Regions from separate parts of the Mus musculus genome. Here region 2 is linked to region 1. The links are chromatin loops, found by intact Hi-C in ENCODE. Cell type or tissue: left cerebral cortex. All regions are shown on one strand. Each heading gives the region's core, and the rest is flanking DNA. Links, peaks and the distances in the headings are about the cores only. Region 1 holds the start of Gls (glutaminase). Region 2 has its middle 22 kb from the start of Gm31867.

What was found. A loop is a pair of places that touch in the nucleus more often than their neighbours do. Peaks named below come from ENCODE experiments on the same cell type or tissue, not always from the same donor. Only the 100,000 strongest peaks of a DNase experiment are listed, where the experiment ranks them.
Region 2: it touches region 1 in a loop (2.1-fold over the local background); 3 of 42 quality-filtered maps call a loop at or near these places.

Annotation. Positions count from the first base shown.
Region 1 is chr1:52,231,041-52,233,951 of GRCm38, reverse strand. Gls (glutaminase) reads left to right here and starts at 720. Exons shown (of 18, transcript NM_001081081.2): 1 at 720-1,360. The coding sequence starts at 960. In left cerebral cortex, for the core only: no CTCF peak of the experiment used is centred there; DNase peaks (open chromatin) are centred at 290, 626, 1,498 and 1,713; H3K4me3 peaks cover 2,500 bases; H3K27ac peaks cover 2,068 bases.
Region 2 is chr1:52,278,830-52,281,740 of GRCm38, reverse strand. No RefSeq gene overlaps it. Among named protein-coding and RNA genes, the nearest start is that of Gm31867, 22 kb to the right of the region's middle. In left cerebral cortex, for the core only: a CTCF peak has its summit at 1,374; a DNase peak (open chromatin) is centred at 1,352; H3K27ac peaks cover 1,327 bases.

The DNA.
Region 1 (2,911 bases), core at 264-2,763:
AACTGGTACTAATGAAATAATCGCCGTTCAAAAGATTTGGAGAAATCTTGTAGAAGATAGAAGAGATCCACCCTTACTCTGGCTTTTTCTCTATTCTTCGTTGTTCCTACGCTCAAACGTTCTAAATGTCTTAAGTTGCATAGCTGAAAGGATTTTGCTCATTTTTTCCAAAACATTTCGCTTCTGGGCAGTAGCCAACCATGGAAAGTTTTAAGCACATTTGGGAGAGGGATGAAGCTAGTCAGGGCGGCCTTGGCAGAACCGATGCCTTCAGAGGGGCGGACACATTCCCCTAACCGAGGGGGCGAGCAGTAGGTTTGGACCAGACGATCTGCCACCGCCAGCCTCCCTCCAGCCTTGGGCGGCCTGAACAGGCGCACTCCAGCTTCCTCAATAGCTGGAGGACGTGCTTCCCTGGAGCGCACCTGCCTGGTGAATGGCCAGACTCCGGAGCTACGGGTCCTCGCCCAGCTTGGCCTCAGGTGGCCCGAGGCAAGGGGGAAGAGCGGTCGGCGGGGCTGACACACGTCAGTCGTCCTTCTCCCCGCCCTCCAGGACCCAGCGGGACTGCGTACGGGCGCGGAGACAAATTTGACCGATTCTCTAGCCAATCAGAAGAGAGGTCGGCAGGCTGAGCCAATGGAAGAGCTTGCAGGGGGCAGGCCGTCAGCGTCCTCCCGCCCCCGGTTGGTGAGCCTGGTATGTCTCCAGCCCTCCCTTGAGCGTCAGTCTCAGTGCGGAGCTCGCGGCGGCCAGAGCAACTTCGGCTGGCTGCAGGCTGGGCGGCGGCGGCGGCGAGGGCGGCGGCGTTGGCGGCGGGAGCGGCGGAGCTGGGGCCACACCCCGTCCCGGACTTTTTCTCTTTCCAGTCCTCTCCCCGCCGTGCGGGACACGGTTCCGGGAGCAGAGCGGCCGCCCACGCCCCAAGCATCCTCATCTGACGAGCGGGCGCCGGCGGTATGATGCGGCTGCGAGGCTCGGCGATGCTACGGGAGCTGCTCTTAAGGCCGCCCGCCGCCGTCGGAGCCGTCCTGCGGCGCGCGCAGCCCCTCGGCACGCTGTGCCGGCGCCCCCGGGGCGGGAGCCGGCCGACCGCTGGCCTGGTGGCCGCTGCGCGACTCCACCCGTGGTGGGGCGGGGGCGGCCGCGCGAAGGGCCCCGGCGCGGGCGGCCTGTCCAGTTCGCCCTCGGAGATCCTACAGGAGCTGGGGAAGGGGGGTACGCCGCCACAGCAGCAGCAGCAGCAGCAGCAGCAGCCAGGGGCGTCGCCACCCGCAGCCCCGGGCCCCAAGGACAGCCCGGGGGAGACCGACGCGTTCGGCAACAGCGAGGGCAAGGAGATGGTGGCCGCGGGCGACAAGTGAGTTGCGTGGGTGAGGCTGAGGGGAGGGGTCGGGCCCTGGGCGGTGGGCGGTGGCGGTGCGGCTTAGCAACGGAGGTTCGCGGAAGAGAAAGAAAGCGATGCCAGGCGGCCTGCGACGGCTGTGCCATGTGATTAGGCCCGGCCCCGCCCGCGCCCCTCGCCTGCTCCCACTTCCCCTCCGTGGCCGGCGCGAGTCGCCCCGGGGTGACGGGTGAGCGCCGGGAGGGTCTTGCCTGCTGAAGCCCCTGCCGGGCAGAGGCTGCTGTCCGGCCGCGCCGCGTGCTCAGCGCCCCGGCTCTGCGAGGGTGATGCCACGCGAACCTCCATCTCTCCCGAGTGACATTGAGGAGTCGGGCGTAGAGCGGAGCTTCTACCTTCCCGATTCACCTTTTTGCCAGGCCGCAGTTCCCCCATTCTGTAAGCCTCCACCACCATCCCACTGGATGCCAGATGTGGCCTTGGGTTCTTAATCCTCCTGAGGTGGATCGTTTTGGCGTGCGTAGAGCCATCTGGGCCACCGGAAATAATGCTTCAGAAATGAGATTAGGCGGAATAGGGACATGTGGCCTAGAGGACGAGGAACGCAGCATGGACCACCTGTTCCTATCGGGACCAGTGATGGCTTGTCTGATGTCTTCTGTGCGGTGGACAGATTTTTAAAGGATAAAATTGTTTTAAAAGCACAAAAATAAGGTGACATAAAATACACAAAATCTAAGTAGTTTTAGGGACTTGATTGTGATAGGATGTTGACTCATTGTGTATATAGGGTGGGAATTTAGCCTAAGAGCAAAATTGAGTTTTCTTTGCTGAATGCTTTTGTGTAATATAGTTTCCCCAACTAGGTAAACACTGACTTTTAGGCTTTTTCTGTATCCTATTTTTCTGACTTTATACTGATATGGTGTATCCTGTTTTGCATTTTACTTCTCTTCCAGCTCTGCACAGTAGCTTAAGTCAAACTGAAAGTGTGAATTTTATGACTTCAATCTCAGGCCTGCTTAATGTTTCCTGTAATTGATGTGGGTACCTTCCTAAAACATTCCTGGTTATTTTCCCAGAGTGAAAATGTTATTTAAAACAAAATGAAACAACAACAAAAACCCTTAATAAGGAAAAAGGCACTTAATGATGGTATTCTGTGATAGTAGCTTTGTACCACAAACTACCTTGATGATCATGGGCACATTATTACATGTGTTGGATTAGATGACTCAAATCCCATTTAGTGTTTTTGTTTTGTTTTGCTTTTCAAGACAGGGTTTCTCTGTGAAGCCCTGGCTGCCCTGAAACTCACTCTGTAGACCAAGCTGGCCTCGAACTCAGGGATATGCCTGCCTCTGCCTCCCAAGTGCTGGGATTAATAAAGGCATGTGCAACCTCCTCCAGGCTTTGTTTTGTTTTCAAAACCTACACTTTGGTTACATTTGCACCTCTAATGTTTTAGAAAGTAGAAGATGTATTGTTTGTTTAGTCAAATACCTTACCTTCACCTTACCATCATTTGGTTTACACACATGCACAAACACATGTTTACTCTTAACAGTT
Region 2 (2,911 bases), core at 280-2,779, 48 kb before region 1:
AGCCCAAAGCTAGAAAGCTGTTTTTGTGGAACTGTCTTTAGTATCTTTCCTCTCCTTACTTCCTATGAACTCTTTCTCTGGCATTCTGTTCAAAGTGCTGTGAACCTTCAGGATCCAGTTTCTGTCTAGAGGGAACAGCTGCAGTGTCAACATATCAGATCTGTAAACCTATATACCATATCATATACCTGATCTCGGACAACTCCCTTTCAAAGGTGAAAAGTGAAATTGGTGAATAACTCTTATAGGACGTATGTGGCATGGGCAGGCTATCCTCAGAGAGTATTCCAAGAGTCTGAAAGATAAGATAAGCAGACAGAGACTAGACTAACTTTTAAATCAGGAAACTCAGGATAGAGGGTTCCAGTTACTGGGAGTGCCAGTACCTGGCAAACACAGAAGTGGATGCTCACAGTCATCTATTGGATGGAACACAGGGCCCCCAATGGAGGAGCTAGAGAAAGCACCCAAGGAGCTGAAGGGTCTGCAACTCTATAGGAGGAACAACAATATGAACTAACCAGTAACTCAGAGATTGGCTTCCCTCTGTCTCCTGAGATTAAAGATGTGTCTGTATTACCAGCTGGGATCACACAGACCTAGAAGACCTTTGGCTATTATCCCTTGCCAAAACAGCCACATTCCTGGATTAAAATTCTCTACAGGATCATATCTTTGTACTATTACCAATTGAAAGACTATTTCCGACAATAGCTGTTTAACAGACATTTCGTGAGTAAATGAATTAATGAATAAATCATTGGGATTACACATTTCTATTGAGTACTTATAGTCGTGGGACACCATGAAGGATGAAGATGGAGTAGCAATCAAAACCTGTGCTTCTATATATGAAAAAGTATGCCTAAGCATTATACCGTCCTTCTGCCTAAGGGGATGAATTTTATATGGATGACTAATTAGACATGTTTACTAACAGTAAAGGGGATGTTATTGCAATGAGTTCTGGGCTCTGACATAATTCGAGAATTAAATATTAATGAGGAAGGAGAGACATCAGGATGGATGAAGGGCATCATTTGAGAAGAACAGAAAAACATAATGGTATGCACGCACATTTGAGGACAAAGAGGGCTAGCTGTAATATGAATTCATGGATTGAATCTGAATTCATAAAACCTCTTGTATATATCAGTGGCATTCTGAGAGGAATTAGAGTCACTCTCACATGATGCTAAAAGTTCTCAGTCTGGGCAAGAAGAGGGGACAAGAGTGTAGTGCTGCTCATAGAAGGTTGTGAAAAGCAGTCAAACAAAGAATAGCCTGGAGGTTTGTTCTAAGGGGTATTCAGCAACCCACGGGACACCTCCTCCGCCTCCTGGCAGAAGCAGAATCCTGCTGCTCCTGTGCCAGCAGAGGCAATGTTTAGCTCTCTTAGCTGAGCTCATCCTCAGGAAAACTAGAAAAGCAGACAGGATTTGCCACCAACCTGTTATAGTTTCTCGTCTTTGTACAGACCCGGGCATCCTCTTCTCTTTTCTCTAATTTCCAGATTTCCTTAATCTCATTTGTTTACGAGGCTCTCTCCCTATCTACAGCTTCCCGTCAGGGCATCCTGACATGCTATTTCCTGGGCCTCAGTCCCTCCTAGTCCTCCCTAGTGACCATGGCACCATGTTTTGTCTCTAGAAAATTTGTTTGACCACTTTGAGCTGGATTGTTAGTGGCTGACAATTGTTTTGACTCCTAGTGTGGTATTTTCCCACATGGGAATTCTTCCAGCCGTTCCAATGGTTTAATCAAAAGGTGAAGTAAATGTTAAATATTAAGTAGAAGAAACTACTTGAAAAGCTTAGTCATATGAAGATTTCCATTTAAAGTGTATGTTAATCCTTTCAAAGATTGAGATTTTTTAACAAATGGATTCCAGGTATATATACATATATCAGTGAAATAAGCAAAGCACACAGTACTTAAAATTTTGTTTTTACTTTTATGATTTTAAAATACCACTGTTTGTATTTTGAGGAGTGCATTTGTCAAAGTAGCTAATCATGTTGATTTTTTTTAAAGACCAGGACAAATATATAATGAGAATTTGGAAGACTGCCCAGTAAGTTTTTTGAGACATGAGTGATGGTGGCTGCTGTATCTTCTATGCTCTTTCTTGACTCTTCCTGACCAGGGCACACCCTGCCCAACCCAGGGTGGATATAAGACAGGTCATTGTTTCGTATTCTAGTGACACAGGAGTCCATTGTGTTCACGGTATTTGGAGAGGGAACCAAGGAAGGCTGCCATGAATTATTAACAGCTGCTCTTCTGAACCTGTTTGAGAGTGTGATGCTGCTTGCTTCCCATGCTCCTGAGACCTCATTCTTCTAGGATATGAGAAAGAAAAAAGGGGCGGTGGGGACAAAAGTGAAAGTAAGCACAGAGAGATGGAAGAGAAATGGAGGCAAGGACCACCACAGTGCTTCTCACTGTCCGTGGGATGGCAACACTGGCAAAGAAAACTTGCCAAGATTTGGCCAGGGATTTGATTGGCAGTGCCTGCTCACTATATTTTCCTTACTTAAAAACAACTGCCTCCAGATTGCATATTTCATCCAATCCCTGATAGAACACACCTTAGGTTTTAAGCATTTGTGGTTTTTTTTCATTGTAAGATAGGGTGCCTTCAGTTCACTTCTTGATCTTGCCTATTATCATGACATTGTAACCACACATACAGAGAGGAGAGAGAGACAGAGACATACAGAAAGACAGACAGACAGAGAGACAGAGACAGACAGAGAGACAGACAGAGAGAACTGGTTATGATCTCTGTTGGGGATGAACCATGCTGACATGGTCAGTGTACTATGGCTCACATTCTGAATACAGCTTGCTGTATATGAAAATAGTTTTATTGTCTTTTAAATAGCTTTGTTGGAACACAGCAGTGCTC